Regions from separate parts of the Homo sapiens genome. Here region 2 is linked to region 1. A link is a loop called in an ENCODE intact Hi-C map of the cell type or tissue named here. Cell type or tissue: dorsolateral prefrontal cortex. All regions are shown on one strand. Each heading gives the region's core, and the rest is flanking DNA. Links, peaks and the distances in the headings are about the cores only. Region 1 holds the start of LOC124902808 (a long non-coding RNA gene). Region 2 overlaps PRMT3 (protein arginine methyltransferase 3).

Region 1 (9,115 bases), core at 212-8,211:
AGGGCACTGCTTCAACCCTGATGGCAGAGGGGTGTTACTGCTCTGAGTGGCCCCAGTACTCTTTTCCCAGGAGGCAGCATACTGCTGCAGCTCCAGCTTGAGGGGGTGGGAGAGGGGTAGGTGGAGTGCCTCCACCTCTGCTTTGACCCTACGTGTAAGGGTGTAACAGCTGCTCACAACTCTGCCTGGGGAAGTTGGACCACCAGACTGGGGTGGTTCAGCAGCTTAGCCTTAGAGATGAAGGGGAGCCATGGCTACTCACCCCTGAAGCAAGGTACACTTCAGCCATAGTTTCAATTCCAAGATGGCAGTAGCCACACAGGCACTGGGGGCAGGACAGAGTGTCATTTTCCCTTGGGAGAGCACAGCTATTTGGACCCCAGGCAGCTCCTTCAGCTGGCATATTGCTTGTCAGGACTGCAGGTGACCCCAGTGGTGAGGTCTGTAGATGTCCAATGTGTTGATGGAGGTTGCTGGGATCCTCTTGCTTACCTCCTTGCCATAGGGAGAAGTTCTCCTGATTCCCACTTGATCCTGGCTGGGATTTGGGGTGGTAGGAGACTGGTGTTCCCTTTCATTCTCAATGTGGCCATCCTGAGTTTTTGTGCTCACCAGCGTTTCTGTTACTCCACTGATGTCTCCAGAGCTCTCCCTGGGTTATTTTCATTAACATAGTTGTATATTTCATTGTTCTTGCTGTCTTTGTGAAAGGGGCAAGTGCTAGTGGCTTCTAGTCAGCCCTTGCTGATATCACTCTCCAAAGCCACCAATTTTAATGTACATTGCAGTTTCAGACATTGTAGTATTGGGGGAGGTGTCCATTTTAGAACTGATGAAATACTGTAAGTAAGTGGAGATAATATTACCATGTTTGAAGTTTGGAAGACATTGTAAAGATGTCAATTCTCTTCATATTAATCTGTAGATTTAATGTAATCCAGCAAAAATCTCAACCATGTTTATGTGGAGTTTGAAAAAGCAGCTTTTTAGGTAAATGAAAAAGAAGCCCAAAAGCAGCCTGTATACTCTTATGAGAATAAGGTGGGAGGACTTTGTGTACTAGATATCAAGCTATAAAGTATACTACAGCAATTAAAACAGTGTTTTACTTGTGCAAAGACTGACAAACAGACCTGTGTAACCCATACTCATAAGGTCACTTGATTTGTGGTAAAGGTGGTACTACAGAGTAGTGAGGAAAGGATGATGCTGAAACAACTGAATGTCCTTACTGGGGAAAATAAAAAGAAGTAAGATTTCTACTTCATAGAAAATGAAGAAATCAGTTCCAAGTGGAGTAAAGTTCTAAATGGAAAAAGAGCTTTAGAAGATAATAAAAGGGGATATATTTATGACTGGATAGAGAAAATTTCTTAGTCAAAACCCCCAAAATACTAATGTTAAGAGAAAAGATAGTGGCTCACTCTTGTAATCCCAGCAGTTTGATTGGCTGAGGCAGGAGGATGGCTTAAGCCCAGAAGTTCAAGACTGCATGAGCTATGATTGCACCACTGCCCTCCAGCCTGGGCAACAGAGCGAGATGCTGACTCTTAAAAAGAGGCCGGGTGTGGTGGCTCACGCCTGTAATCCCAGCACTTTGGGAGGCCAAGGCGGGCGAATCACGAGGTCAGGAGATTGAGACCATCCTGGCTAACACGGTGAAACCCCATCTCTACTAAAAATACAAAAAAAAAAAAAAAAAAAAAGAGAAAATAAATTGGACTGGACTACATCAAAATTAAGAAATTCTGTCATAAAAAGACACATTTAAGAGCATGAAAAGCAAAAACAGTTGTTCTGGATGTCTTTTATGTACAATGATGATGAATAAATTGATATGCTTTTATCAAAATGGTTAGTATTCTACTATATATTAAAATAGTAATATTAATTTTTCTTGAATTTTACAAAGAAAAAATTTGAAATTATATTGAAGCATCCACTGAGTACTTACTGTGTCCCAAGCACTGGTTACTGTTGTGTTTGGCAGTTCTTTTTACTAATCCTTTATTGGATATGTGGTTTGCAAATATTTTCTCCCACTCTGTGGCAGGTCCTTTCGTCCTTTTAACAGAGTCTTTCATAGAGCAAAAGTTTTTAATATTGATAAAGTCTAATTTATCAATTATTTTTATAGATCATGCCTTTGGTATCAAGTCTAAAATTTCTTAATCTGTAGTTTCACCTCTCCCTTTTTTTTTCTTGTCTCTTGTGTTCCTTTAACAAACCCTAGTAGTCCTCAATATAACATCTGAATTACAGGTTGATATATTGTAATAATACACAGAAAATATCAAATAAGTATGTTTATGATTCAGATTTTACTTTCTGGTACTAGAAGATATTTTATGGTCGTTTTATACTGCCTAAACTTGGAATCAAAGAATCCTGGTCTTTCATTGGAAAATGATATGTAGAGATCATCATCTATGTTCCTACAGACCAGATGTTACTAACTTTTTATTTATTTATTTATTTATTTATTTATTTATTTATTTATTTATTTATTTATATATTTTGAGATGGAGTCTCGCTCTTTCGCCCAGGCTGGAGTGCAGTGGCGCAATCTCGGCTCACTGCAAGCTCCGCCTCCCGGGTTCACGCCATTCTCCTGCCTCAGCTTCCTGAGTAGCTGGGACTATAGGCACCCGCCACCATGCCCAGCTAATTTTTTTTGTATTTTTAGTAGAGACGGGGTTTCACCATGTTAGCCAGGATGGTCTCGATCTCCTGACCTCGTGATCCACCAGCCTCGGCCTCCCAAAGTGCTGGGATTACAGGCTTGAGCCACCGCGCCCAGCCTGTAATTAACTTTTTAAATATAAAAAGTCACAAATCTACACTCATATTTTCCGTGTAAGATTATGGAATTTTTACTTGAAGTCTTTGATTTTATACTTGCGTCTCTTTACGTCTGTGCAGAAAACCTTGGTTCCTAAGATGATAATTGCTTTATCATATAACCTACCTACAATAGTTTCAGGTTTTTTTTTTTTTTTTTTTTTGAGATGGAGTTTTGCTTTTTTTACTCAGGCTAGAGTGAAATGGCGTGATCTCGTCTCACTGTAACCTCTGCCCCCCAGGTTCCAGTGATTCTCCTGCCTCAGCCTCCCTAGTAGCTGAGATTACAAGTGCCTGCCACCACGCCCGGCTAATTTTTGTATTTTTAGTAGAGACGGGGTTTCGCCATGTTGGCGGGGCTGGTCTTGAACTCCTGACCTCAGGTGATCTGCCTGCCTCAGCCTCCCAAAGGGCTGGGATTACAGGCGTGGGCCACTGTGCCCGGCTAGTTTCAGAACTTAAATACCAACTTTACTACTATACAATAAGACTTCTAAATGCAGCTTAAATTTTGTTTATATTTTCTTATAGAATGTATCTCATAAGAAATGTACAGTCAAAATATTGTTTTTTTTTTTAAAGTCACTTGTAGTCACTATTTTCACCTATTCTGTTACCAACTTGACATACAACCAGATTTCAGTGTTTTCTTTTTTTCAATTTTGGGGAGGATTGCTTCTTTTTCCCTTGTTTAGTTTAATTTTGTGTTTTAGTTATGCAAAAAATTACTAATTTTTTAGTAATTTTTATGTACATTTTAAGATAACAGGACATTCTGTTTCTTCTTCTGTTATCTTCCTTTGTGGATAGATGACCATTTTCTTTTTATTTTTGGGGTTATTTTGAAAATATTAGATATGTATATATTCACCCTTATGCAAAAGTTAGCATATTCTAGATATTGTTCTATACTTTGCTTTTATTCAATTAAAATTCTTTCTCAGAAATCACTTCATTATTCTATAGAGATATTTCTCATTCCTTTTTATGGCTGTGCACACATGCACACCAACTTTCCTAGACAGGTATTTGATTAATTCTGCACACCCCCATGACCTGGACTAATATTCATGTATATTTCAAATATAAGGTTTTTATTCTTGTGTAGAATAAATTGTATAGACAATTACATTCTACGTAATTAATGCTCATTTGAATTTTACCCATTCTTTTGCTATTACAAATAATATTGTATTGAATATTCTTGTATATGTGTAATGTCATTTTATATTGCTAGAGGTGAGATTGATATATCAAAGGGTTAATGAGGGCTGGGCATGATGGCTTATACCTGTAATCCCAGCACTTTGGGAGGCCAAGGCAGGAAGATTGCTTGAGGCCAGTTCTGGAGGGATGGAGAAAGGGAAGGAGAGGGCAACGTTACTAGTTGTTGCCAAATTCTCCTCAATGCTGTGTACCATTTGACTTTCTTACCAACAATGGAATGAGAATACCCATTTTTCCTCAGTCTTACCAAAGAGTGTGTTGAAGGGTCATTTTTAAATTATTGACTTTAGGTTTTTCCTGCCACCCAGGCATTGTAAATCAGGGTTGTATGTTTGGGGCCTGTCTTATGCATATTGGAGACGGGGTGGAGTTAGGGAGGAAGTATGTGTTTGACTGCTCAACACCAAGGTTCTAAACTGAATTGGGGAAATGGGTGACAGCAGATGAGACTGTAAATTCACATTTGCTCTGTAGATATATTTGTTTGTCCCAGCTCTGTTATTTAGGGCAGTTTCTTCTTAGAGTTCTCACTTTGGTTGAACTTTGGGCTTTGTCTCCTATTTCCTCCATGTTCGTTGACTACATGGAGAATTACAAGAAGCCAAACTATCAATGACACATAATAACCTAATGTTATGCACAATTATGAAGTATTGTTCTTTGTCCCTGATAATGTTTTTAATAATTGTAATAGATATTCGTTGAGAGTGGAATATCCAGTTACCATTAATGAATTTTTTTCACCCACCATGGGGGATTGGGAATATTGTTTTAGAAACTGTTTTTGTGGGTCTGGAATAAGACCCACACGTGCCTTGGGAAAGATTTTTAGAGATTCACTTTTTCCTTTGATAGACTTGCTTATTGGGCGGTTTTCTGCAGTCTGAGGAATAGGGCCAATTTGACTGTCAGTCTTTTGTTGATTAAGTGAGAGTGCCATCCAGTGGGAGAAAAAGCTAATACAAGTTTTTTAAACTTTAGAATATGCAGAGGAAATTATTTCTTGTGCTAAGTTATGTTCTCCAGAAGTCCACAATACTAAAAAGTTGGGAACTGTATGTTGGAAGGTGAGAGAAGTGGAAGAAAGTAGTCTTGCAGAACAGTAGCACGCATATAATAGGGACCTAATAAGTAGCCGTTATTACCATGATTCTTCTTCTTGCGTGGAAGTTGGTGATCAAGTTAAATAATAGGTAAATTAGGAGCTTCTCTGACAGATATTTGTGATTAATACATGTAAAATTCTATTGTCATTTTTTGACTATGTGATATACAGATATTATAAATTTTATCCTTTTTTGTCTTTAACCCTATTACTCAGGACCCACCCCTGGTCCCCAAAAAAATGTTACCAGTTTCTAGTATATCTGTCTTAAAATATTACACTCTATTATAAACATGTATGTATATTTCTTGGCATACTCATTCATTTAACAAATAGTGTGGCTACTATGTACCTGGCACTCTTCTAGGCGGGATAAAGCAGTGAACCTCATGTTCAGTGTAAGGTATGCATATTCTACATATTGTTCTGTACCTTGCTTTTTTCGTCAATAAGTTTCCCTCTAATGACTGTTATAGCTGCATCCCACAAATTTATTCAATTCAAAATACACCCTTGTGATTTCTGCTTTGGTCCATGGATTATTTAGAAGCATGTTTAATTTCTAAGTGTTAAGAAATTTTAAAAATGTCTTTCTGTTATTAATTTCTAATTTAATTTGGTTGTGATAAGAGAACATGCTCTATATGCTATCATTCCTTTAAATTTGTTCAGACTTGCTTTATGGCCCAGCATGTGGTCTCTCTCATTGAATGTTCCACATTGATTTAGAATGAAGTACCTACTCTGTTATTGTTGGAGTGTTACGTAATTACCATTTGAGTCAAGTTGTTCAGGTCTTTTAAATCCTTATTTATTTTGTCTATTAATTCTGTTAATTACTGAAAGAAGAAGAATGAAATTTCTACCTATAGTTCAGGGTTGTCTCTTTCTCTTTTCAGTTCTGTCAGGTTTTGCTTCAGGTATTTTTATATGGTTATTAGGTGCATACACATTAGGTTATTATGTGTCATTGATAGTTTGGCTTCTTTATCATTATGAAGTATTGTTCTTTGTCCCTGATAATGTTTTTAATAATTGTAATTTTCTTATGGTTAATGTTTAAATGTTATGGGTTTTCCCACCCTTTTTCTTTAAATATAAAAACATAGGTTAAAAGTGGATTTCTTCTATATAGCACTTTCTTGACTTTTCCTTTTCTAAACCTCTCTTACAATCTCTTCCTATAATCTTAATTTTTTAAAAAAAATCAGTTTCACTTTTTCTTTGCAAAATGTAGTATGAAAAACTATTGTCTTTTTAGCTTGTGATTATTTGCCTTTTTGTTTTCTTTTTTAAAATTTTATGTGCAAATAGTGTATAACAATGATGTAAAATTTGCAAGATATGAAAGAGTTTATATTGAAGAGTTAGTCTCCTTCCCTTCCTATACCCCTACTATTATATTCCATACACAGAGGCAATCATTTTGTCTAATTGTGTACTGTTCCACACATGCTATAACCATTTATAAGCAGATATGAATGTGTTCTTTTTGCTTTCACCCACGTTATTGTATATTATATATGCTAGTTATATAAATCTTTGTATAACCTTTTTAGTTGTGAAATGTACCATACACAGAAAATTGCATAAACTTACAGGTACAGTAATAACGAATAGTTATATAATGAACACCTGTGTGATCATCAGCCAGGTGAAAATATAGAAAGAAGACATCCAAATATCATTTCTCAGTTAGAACTCCGTACCCCAGAGGTAACCACTCTCCTGACCTTTATGATAATCATTTCCTTGCCTTTCTTTTTGCTGTTACCACTTATACTTACATCCCTAAACAGTGTAGTTTATATTTACCTGTTTTTGAAATTTATATGAATGGAGCAAAACATACCTTTTTCTTTTTAAAATGTGTTTTTGCTTTCTTCACTCAGTCATGTTCATAACATTCATTTATATTGCCTATAAGGATAATTTATTTTCTATAGATGTCGTTGTATGAATGTACCACAAGAAAACACATCATAGGAAAAGGTTTTTTAAATTTTACTGTTGGTGGGCACTGGATCATTTCCAGTTTATTACGCAAATAATAGTGCTGTAGTGTGCTTGTACGTGTGTGCTCTTACACTTCAGCACTCATGTCTGGGTATACAATTAGGAGTAGAGTTGCTAGAGCACAGGGTGTGCTGCTCTTACATGTTAATTCCAAAGTACTGTACTTTTCCAAAGTACTGCAGTAAAATTTTATTTCATACCTCCATAGACTTCTCAACCCTGGGTATTGTGTGACTGCTAATCTCGTAGTCATGTAGTAGTTTCCCATTGTGTTTGAATTACTAATGAAGTAATATATTTTTTGTCTTATGAAGTAATTGTATATAATTATTTTGCCCATTTTTCTTTTGGGTTGCATACTCTTTTTTTTTTTTAACAATTAGTATTCTTCATTGGTGATGGAAAATATACAAACGTGTATATGTGTGTGGCTGGCCAATATCTTTTCAGACTCTGTGACTTCATTGTTTTTATGAGCAGAGGTTCTGGGTTTTAACATAGTCAAATGTATTGGTCTTTATGGTCAGACTTTTTTCCCACAGGAACATGAAAATATTCTCCATAAGCTCTATACCTTTCCCTTTTACATTTAGGTCTTTACTCCACTCATACAGTTGTGGGAATACAAATTGTCATAGTCTTTCTGTGGGCAGTTTGATGATACATATCAAAATTTTGAATGTGCCTATCCTTTAATCCAAGAATTCTACTTTAAGAAATTTATCTTGGCCAAATACATTAAACATTGTACAAAGATGTCTATGTGTATATATACAGATGCCAACACAACATTTTCCTACCCATTCTATGGCAAATAAGTGCAAAGGGTAAAGGTATCCCTGTTGAGTGATATCATCAGCCGCCTGTATTTTGCCAAGTGCCTAACAGTGTAATATAATCTTTATCAGTCACTGTGGAGCTGTAAGGAAAGTATCTTACCCAAAAGGATTTTATATAATTACTTTGAAAACTCTCATGTAATTTCATTATCACATTTATGATAAATTAGGTGGTTAGCATTAGCACATTTTAAGATGGAAGGGTCAAGTGATAGACTGGGGAATCATTGAAAAAACTTTGCAGTAAAAGTGTTTAATATCTAAGGCTATTATAACAGTGAAATAAATAGAGATTGCATTGCATTCTGTAAGACCTTAAGTTTGGTGCTTTTTTTTTAAGCAGAGAACACAGTAGATTAGGAAAGAATGCTTATTTATTTGCATTTTGGATACCTCTAGAACAGTGGTTTTCAATGGGGTGGAAGAGGGGACAGTTTCACACTCCTGGGATTATTTGAGCTGTGGGCAATCTCTGGAAACATTTTAGATTGTTAGAATTTGGGACTGTGGGTTGGGTGGGGACAATGGTGCCGGTGAGTAGAGCCCAGGAATGCTGCTAAACATCCTTCAATGGACAGGAAAGCCCCTACAAATTTATCTGGCCCAAAATGTCATTAGTGTCAATATCGAGAAACCCTGCTTTAGAATGATTGTTTCTATGCGTTGATAATAAGTTAGCCTCTAATTTGGGTCATATTATAAAGGTACTTGACCTGGTATGGGGCATAAAGGATTTTCTTGGAGAGGTGACATTATGACAGTATACTTTGTTACATGAATATGTCATAGAAGACATCATAATCAACCTGCATTTAACTAATTCACCAAATTTGTGATGTTCTGCATTCTTTTTACGTAACACTTTGCTAGGTTCCTGTGGCTCTCTCTAAACACGTAAAGCCACCTTCAGCTTGCTGCCACTGTTCTGCTTCTGTCAGTTGCGTTGTTTACCAAGATCTTATTGTGTTTGTTTGCCTGCTTATTTATGTAAAATCAGTTAAATATGAACACAAACTATTGACAAGATTATATAAAGGATATAGTTGGTTTTTTTCTATGCAAACAAAAGTGACTGCTTTGGAAACAC
Region 2 (9,115 bases), core at 741-8,740, 46 kb before region 1:
TTAAATTTGGTACTCATCATATTGGGGGAATCACGGACATTAGGAGGTAGCACAGCAGAAAGCACCATGTAAATGTCTACCATAACTAACAAATATTGTTTTCACTGCATCTAAGAGATGAATCGGTGTATGTGAAAAAGTAATTCAGTGTCAAATAAAGGGAAATACTGATGGACAGGATCTGTAAAATCAGAAATAATTTCTAATGTGATTTTAAGTATTTTGGTTGCTCTTTTTTATTCTGTTTTTTTTCAGATACTTTGTTTTTTTTTTTTTTTGTCCTGTTTAAATGAATGTTTAATGACATGACAACGCTTTCCCCAAATCCAAACAGTAAAAAAAACTCTGCGTTGAAACTGCTGGTTAAGCAGTCGTCCAGCAAGTTAATGAAATGACAGGCACGTAGACTTTTTGGAGACATACTGACTTTGTGTAATGCAAACATGATTTCCTTTTTGTTTAATTTCTGTAGTTTTTACTAAGGGGATTTTGTGATTATATGTAATGAAAAAAACATGAGATTAATTTTATATCCAGAATCCTACAGTTGAGTACATGAATTCCATATACAACCCAGTGCCTTGGGAGAAAGAAGAGTATTTGAAGCCAGTATTAGAAGATGACCTTTTACTTCAATTTGGTAAGATGAACATAAGTGTATCTCCTTTAATTAACATAAGGCCGTTTGTTAACGGCAAAATGGAGGTAGAGTGTTTTAGGAAAAGACATGCTTTTTAAAATTATCTAAATGCTTCATCAGGTAGTTAGTTTCAGTAGAAAAGTTAAGTTGCTTAAAAACTAATAGTCGGCCAGGTGTGGCGGCTCACGCCTGTAATCCCAACACTTTGGGAGGCTAAAAGGGCAGATCACGAGGTCAGGAGATCCAGACCATCATGGCTAACACAGTGAAACCCCATCTCTACTAAAAATACAAAAAATTAGCCGGGCATGGTGGCGGGCTTCTGTAGTCCCATCTACTCGGGAGGTTGAGGCAGGAGAATCACTTGAACCTGGTATACAGGTGACAGAGCAAGACTCTGTCTAAAAAAACTAAAAACTCTGTGATCAAAAGATTGTCTGGTTTTGCCTTTAATTGCTTCATGTATTTTGGAGCTCTTATGTGAGGTTTATACACATTTATAATTGTTATATTTTACTGAAAAATTGGTCAGCCTTTGCAGTAATTCTTCTCTGCCCGAAAGAAGTATCCAGGTGATTTGAACATCCTGAGACAGAAGGTAGATGTAGATGTTCATCTTTCTGAATATGGTTTAGGCCTTTGAATTAGACTGTTCTAGCAAATTGTAGTTAGGAATCTTAATATTTACTGAATCCTCTTTTTTTCAAATCTCTAAGTTTAATCTTTAATATATAATTATCTGCATATTCTTAACATTAAAAAGTTTTTATTATGACTAATTTTTATTGCAGCAGAAAGCAAAACAGAAACTGGCCAAACAGTTTGAAGAATTTTGAAATCAAAATACAAAATGAGGTTTGTAGTAGGAAGTAGAAAATACAGTATACCAGCCTTATATAGTTTGGAAATATTTTGTTGTGCTGATTAATTTTTGGTGAATTAGATAGTGAATGATGCAGTTTTTAAACCTCAGTGACTCAATATTCTGCCACAGTGATGAGAAGTTAGTGACACCCTGCACTGCTTTTATAACAAGAATTCAACTTAGGCTGTAGTCTCTTATAGTATAATGCATTCGTTTGGCTTAGCTATTTTGTCCTAATTCCAAGGACGTGTCTTCACAACTAAAAAATGAATAGGAATTTTTACGAAGTCACATTTCTTCCAGTGCTATCCTGAGGGGAAAATGTAATATTTGCACTGCTCACTGCCTTAAGTTGATCCGAAAGTTAGATCAGTAAATGGACACTGATTTTGTGAAATTCACTAACTACATATATTAACTTCTCTTTGTAGAGAAGTGAAATTAAAATTAAATACTAGGAATTAGGATATTTAATAATATCAGCAATAAGACTTTAGTGTATAGATTTCACTCCACCTTGCCCAGGATGAAAAATTATTGAATGTGTAGAATTCTTTACACGCTGTCCTTAGGAATGTTTTTTTTTTCCTCCAGTTTTATTCAGGTATAATTGATAAGTGAAAATTGTGTACATTTCAGGTATACAATGTGATGATTTGATATGCATATACATTGTGAAATGATTACCATAACCAAGCTGATTAACATCATCACCTCACATTCCATTTTTTTATTTTTGTGGTGAGAACAGTTAAGATCTATTGTCTGCAAATTTCAAGTATACAGTGCAGCATTTTTAACTATAGTCACTTTACAATAGACAGATGCCCAGAACTTACTCATCTTGTAGCTGAAAGTGTGTACCCTTTGACCAACATCTCCTCATTTCCACCACCATTCCACTCTCTGCTGCTGTGAGTTTTTTTTTAATTCCACACAAGAGTGAGATCACACAGTATTTGTCTGTTTGTGTCTGGCTTATTTTGCTTCACATAATGTCCTCCATGTTCATTCATATTTTCATATATGGCAGGATTTCCCTTAAGCAATATCTGAATTTAATACCTGCTACAATAAGGACATGGGCTAGGAGGTGGCTTTGTGTAATGGGAAGAACGTGGGCTGGGAAGGCAGGTTTGGGTTTAAATCTTAGTTCCTCCATAAACAGATATATAACTTTAGGATAGTCACTTAATTTCTCTGAAATTTATTTTTTCCTTGCCTAAAATAGGGATAAATACATCTTAACTGTGTTTTGAGAATAAAACAAGATGTAATGATGTACTGGAAAGATACCTGCTGATCAATAAATATTAGGTTTTTTTCTTTCTACTTTTTTCTTTCTTCCTGGATTTGGTTGAGTATAATTAATAATTAATATTTAAATATATGTTCAGTTTAGCCAACTAATGAAAAACTTAGACTAACAGCATGCTCTTTGAATTCAAATTAAAATAGTGTAGATGATAAATATTTATTATTATTATTATTACTTTTAAGACCGAGTCTCACTGTATTGCCCAGGTTGGAGTACAGTGGTGCGATCACAGCTCACTGCAACCTCCGCTTCCGAGGTTCAAGCAATTCTTCTGCCTCAGCCTCCCAGGTAGCTGGGACTAAAGGCTCGCATCACCAGACCTGGCTAACTTTTTGTATTTTTTTTTTTTTAGTAGAGATAAGGTTTCACCAAATTGGCCAGGCTGGTCTTGAACTGTTGGCCTCAAGTGATCTGCCTGCCTCGGCCTTCCAAAGTGCTGGGATTACAGGCAAGAGCCACTGTGCAAAGCCAAGATGATTAATATTCAATTAAAAGTACTTTCACTAATCTTTCTCAATTGGCCACATAGTAGAAACTTAGGGCGTATTTATTCCTAACATATTTATACTTGTTTTATTGTTATAAGATGGCCTGATAATAATGTCCATTTATTTCTTTAGATGTAGAAGATCTTTATGAACCGGTGTCAGTACCCTTCTCATACCCCAATGGACTCAGTGAAAATACATCTGTTGTTGAAAAATTGAAACATATGGAAGCCAGGGCACTGTCTGCTGAAGCCGCATTGGCCAGAGCACGTGAGGATCTGCAAAAAATGAAGTAATTTATCAATCTTGCAAAATTAATTGTTTTAGATCTCCAGAATAATACAACCTAATGGCAAAGTAGAATATAGTAGAACATTTCATATACTGGAAAGTACAATGTAGATATTTTATCTTCATACTGTTAAAGATATGTAGCATTTTTGTACACTATGGATATAGTTAATTAATATAAAATCTTATAGTTTTACCTATTCTGATATGTTCTGACAAATGTTGTCCTCATGAATGTTTTTGTTCTTTATTGCCTTCCTTTCAGTTTTCCTGTTTGCATTGATTTCTCCATTTTACTTTTTCTATCCTAGTTTTTTAAAGTGGAAGGATTAATCTTTTTGAGGTTTGGGGAAAATACAGGGTTGAAGTTTTTAGTTTTAAAGAATCAAAATGTAGGCCGGGTGCGGTGGCTCACACCTGTAATCTCAGCACTTTGGGAGGCCGAGGCAGGAGGATCATGAGGTCAGGAGTTTGAGACCAGCCTGGCCAACATGGTGAAACCCTGTCTCTACTAAAAATACAAAAATTAGCCGGGTTGTGGTGGTGCACGCCTGTAATCCCAGCTACCTGGGAGGCTGAGACAGGAGAATTGCTTGAATCCGGGAAGGGGAGGTTGCAGTGAGCTGAGATCGCACCACTGTACTCCAGCCTGGGCAACAGAGCAAGACTTTGTCGGGGTGGGGTCGGTGGGGGGGAATCAGAATGTAATTATGGTGTAGTATGAACCCAGAAAACCAGATATACAGTGACAGTTTTTTCCAGTGAATAAATTAGCATTCTACTGGTGTAGTACTTTTCAAAGTTTAATGTGCATAGGAATCAACTGGGATCGTGTTAAAATATAAATTCTGATTCAGAAGATTGAGAATAGGGCCTGAGATTCTGCATTTCTGACAAGTATACCTCACAGGCCTTCCTGTTGGATTTGTAAGCTGTTTGCTGTTGCCTGAGTACCCATCTGATGGTTTGCCAGAATGAATGTCCAGCAGGAAAGATAGTAGAGCCAATTGTAGTTCCTCTTCCCTGTTTCAGAATTTTTATGCTAGGTAACCAAGTAACCAACACCAGCTCTACCTTTTGCCCCTTTGAACTTCTCCCTTTTATATACCTTATGGATTCCTAATATGTCATGATCTGAGAGGGATCTAAGTTTTAGAGCTGGAGTGGGCGGTGCTGGTGTATGTAAATAATTATCTATTTGGGTCTACTTTCTGCTTACATAATACTCCCAAGAAATAATATGGTTTTAAAGAATATTAATAGAGCTGAAATAAACGACATTGATTCATTTGCTAAAAAAGGATTTTAAAACAATAGAAATAATAGAGGATTATAAAAGTAATATGCTTATTTGTTCAGTTGAAAGACATAAGGAGCTACAATCTGCGGTTGGCATTGCTTTTGTGGTTTGTAGAAGGAGTATGTATAATTGTTTCTGAATATTGCCATTGCTTCAGATCCAGCAGGGGGAGCTTTCAGTTGTTCAAGATAGAATGTGATTTAGAAGACTCATCACACTGTACTCCCTCCCCTTTCCTCTTCCTCAACCTCTAGCCTTTCCTTTATTCATGGTCCAATAAACCTGTCTCAAGGGTGTATTTCAAATTGATTACAGACAATTTGCTCAGGATTTTGTGATGCACACAGATGTCAGAACCTGCTCGTCATCTACTAGTGTCATTGCGGACCTCCAGGAGGATGAGGATGGTGTTTATTTCAGCTCATACGGGCATTATGGGATACATGAAGAAATGCTAAAGGTTAGAAAAGAACACAAATGCGTCAAATCCATACTAAAGGAAAAATAGAACAGGTTCTTTCTTAATATATGTGTGCACTATAGGAGACCTCTTTTTTTTGGGTGGGGAGAACTGCTTTTTAAACACCTCTTTGGTGCTTGGTATCTCATCTTGGGTTGAAAATATTACAAGACTGGGCACGGTGGCACATGCCTGTAATACCAGCACTTTGGGAGCCCGAGGCAGGAGGATTGCTTGAGCCCAGGAGTTTGACACCAGCCTGGGCAATACAGTGAGACCCTGTCTCTATTTAAAAAAAAAAAAAAAAAAAAAGATTACAGAGGCATCAGTCATTTGTACATTCCATTTAAAATCATTAATCTTTTTATGAAATCACTTTTTCCTTAAAATATTGGAAAAACGACAATTTTAGTCTTCTCAAGGGCAGCTATTAAATAGGAACAATTAGATGGATTAAATTATATATTACCTTTTAACGTGTAAAGGAAATGATTAATTTCAGTGTTTTAAATAGCCATACTGACTTTTGTTTGGGCCAATAATAATTCTTTGATATAAAGTTTAATTATAAATCTCACAATTTTTATGGTGTAAGTTTTTTACATTTGAAATAATTGACATATAGGAGTATTTCCTGAATTGGTCAAATTAGGTACAGTTGTGCACTGCATGCTAGTGTTTTGGTCAGTCAGACTGGTGTGATGGTGCTTCCATGAGACTATAATGCCATATTTTTTTTTGTTGTTGTTGAGATGGAGTCTCGCTCTGTCACCCAGGCTGGAGTGCAGTGGTGCGATCTCGGCTCACTGCAAGCTCCGCCTCTCAGGTTCACGCCATTCTCTTGCCTCAGCCTACCGAGTAGCTGGGACTACAGGTGCCCGCCACGGCGCCTGGCTAATTTTTTGTATTTTTTAGTAGAGACGGGGTTTCACCGTAATGCCATATTTTTACTGTACCTTTTCTATCTTTAGATATGCTTAGATACACAAATACCACTGTGTTACAGTTGCCTACAGTATTCAGTACAGTGACATGCTGTACAGGTTTGTAGCCTAGGAGTAATAGGCTATCTTACAGAGCCTAGGTGTGTAGTAGGCTATATACCATCTCCATTTGTGAAGTATTCTCTATGATGTTCACACAACAACACATTTCTCAGAAGTATCCCTAGCATTAAGCAACATGTGACTGTATTTAAATCTGGCTGGTTTTAATTTTTATAACGGTAATATCCATATAAAATAGAAGTTGATTTCTAGCTATACTTGATAATTATACATTTTATTAAGTATTATAGATTGTAAAATAGGAAGATGTAATTTTTAGTTCAGTGAAATTGAGAATATCTACATAGAGTAAAATAAATGTTGGAACGTAAAATTGAAAGTTTTAGATGTTTATCTCTGAATTTTAGATGCCACCATTACCTGTTCTTAAAACCAACAAACAAAATATCCCTTTCTAAATCCTTCTTTCAGAGATTGTTTTATTTTATGGTTTCCCTGAAGCATAGGCATTTAAGCTAACCAGGGATATTTGATAACATGTATATATTTTGTTGATTCAGTTTTGCTGGATCACAGAATAGAAGTTTGGTAATTGATAATTGTACTTATATGGGGTCTTTTAAAACATTGTCATGTCATTACTAATTGCATGTCATGGTTGTGCTTTTTGTTGTCACGTAGGTAATGGCATAACATTATAAATAATAGATATGTTATTATAAGTAATACGTTATTTTAAGTCTCAGTGAATTTGTTGAAAAGAAATTGACTTGCTTCATTTTCTTTATTAAAATTAATTTTTTTATGTTTAGAGTATTTTCTTTAAAGAGGTTTATCTAGGGCCATGTTTGTCATATTAAATCACCCCATCAGCTTAAATACCATAAACCTTTCATTCCTTTGGTATGGAAATTGTGTTGGGCTTTTCAGACAGATTAAAGGTCACCGAAACTTTCAGTAGAGTGTTGAGTGTTGTGAGTACAATCATCAGGGAAATTCAGTTTGAGTACTTACCATTTACAAATCTTTATCCTGGACACTTGTATGTCAGTAACCATAAGACTTCACACCTGCTCTGGTACGTTTAACTCCTTTCAATGTACATATAGATTTAAGAAGTTCCAACTTGAAGTTTCCAGTGCCACCTTCTCCCTTTGAGAGAATCACTTAAATATCATTCTTTGTGCCTTAGCTTCCTTTAGTTCTTGTGCAGTGTAATTTCCTCCCCTTGGAAATGATTTGATTAAATGTCTATAGGACATATGGATAGTTGATTCAAAAAGAACTGTTTATTCATTTGCATTTTGCCAAGTTACGTGCCTTGGATGAATGTGAAGCATGCCTTATATCACAGCTTTATTTCTTGTTTCTTAGAACGATTCTTAGCACACATAAACTGTTCAAGGTATATTACCACTAGAATCTTACCTAATTTTTATAAATCATTTAAAATTGAGAAATCATATTTACAGGACATATTTTTATGCTTGGCATTGGCCTTGTTTTTATAGAGTATAATTTGGATTTTTTGTTGCTTGGCTTCATGTCTTTCCATGACACTATTTTTGGTACATGTTTTAATTATAATTTTAAATAAAAGTAGCTTGTGATCTTATTTCTTTAGATAAGATGAAGATACCTTTTTTGAATTCCAGAGATATGATTGATAGAGGGATAGATTACATGAACTTTCAGAATTCCTTGCCACTTTATCTTTTTGAAGAAGAGTCATCATTGGCTAACACTATAAATCCGAAATGCATCGGTCTTCTTTGTTTTAAGATAAACATTATTCATTCTGTTGTACATTTATCACAGATCATAGTACCATTTAGTAAAGTGAAATTTCAGTAATTTTTCTTTGCTGCATTCTCTTTATTGTATCTGCACCTGTCTCATGCACTTGGTCCACCTTTATGAGCTTGTAAATTAAAAACATACTGTTGCTTGTGTATGTAAAATTTGTAGTATATAACTTTTTTCTTTACCTTCATTCTTTTTTTTATATTTGTAGGAATAATTTCTTGATACTTTACTAGTCTTAAAATATTATCTTGCTCCTAAGTATTGGAGCAGTAATTTTGTTATTTTATTTTTCTTAGTTTCAAGGTTGATATAAAAAAAATTTTTAAATTTCTGTTTATTGTTGATTTGTATTGACGTGTTAGCCTTTGTTAGAATAAATTTTTAGAAATGGTTATAAAGGCTACTCTTTTATTTGCTTGCGTTTTCGTATTTATTGGATTTTTTTTTTTTCCAAAAATTAAGTGACTGAATTGAAGCTCTGCTATATACAAGACACTATGTTTTGTATACTTTGGATTTCATTACACCAGCATGAGCATACAAACAAAAACAGATTTATATATTGTAAGAGCCAGAATGAAAGATTGTAGTTTAGTTGAGCAGCAGTGCATGGCATTAGGATAGCAGTTGGAATTCTTTTGATTAAGGGGAAGTAGTGGTCAGGCAGTATGATTAGTGGGAGCTTTCTGAGTGACTGCATTCCTGACTGATGTTCACTCTGTGTAAGTTTTGTCGTTTCTGCAAAAATCACTGGTTATAGTATCAGAAGAGTGTAAAATTTGTAAAAGTGTATGAAACGGTATGCTTTGAAAAAAAGTTTTAAAATTAGATAATTAGTTAATATATATACATTTATTCATCTTAGTAATTCTTCAGGAGAAGATTTAATAATTTTTTTGTAAAGCAGTGAGAAATAATCAGAAAACATGGAATTAATTAT

Evidence for each region. Hi-C counts contacts between places; a loop is a spot of excess contacts. Peaks named below come from ENCODE experiments on the same cell type or tissue, not always from the same donor. Only the 100,000 strongest peaks of a DNase experiment are listed, where the experiment ranks them.
Region 2: it touches region 1 in a loop (2.4-fold over the local background); 21 of 110 quality-filtered maps call a loop at or near these places.

The regions. Positions count from the first base shown.
Region 1 is chr11:20,438,805-20,447,919 of GRCh38, forward strand. All of the region lies in intron 10 of PRMT3 (protein arginine methyltransferase 3), which reads left to right. It overlaps LOC124902808 (a long non-coding RNA gene), which reads left to right and starts at 2,766. Exons shown (of 2, transcript XR_007062965.1): 1 at 2,766-8,961. In dorsolateral prefrontal cortex, for the core only: a CTCF peak has its summit at 5,003 (motif pointing left); no DNase peak of the experiment used is centred there.
Region 2 is chr11:20,392,360-20,401,474 of GRCh38, forward strand. PRMT3 (protein arginine methyltransferase 3) reads left to right here. Exons shown (of 16, transcript NM_005788.4): 5 at 538-640; 6 at 3,444-3,603; 7 at 5,218-5,362. Among named protein-coding and RNA genes, the nearest start is that of PRMT3, 9.2 kb to the left of the region's middle. In dorsolateral prefrontal cortex, for the core only: CTCF peaks have their summits at 5,065 (motif pointing right) and 5,274; no DNase peak of the experiment used is centred there.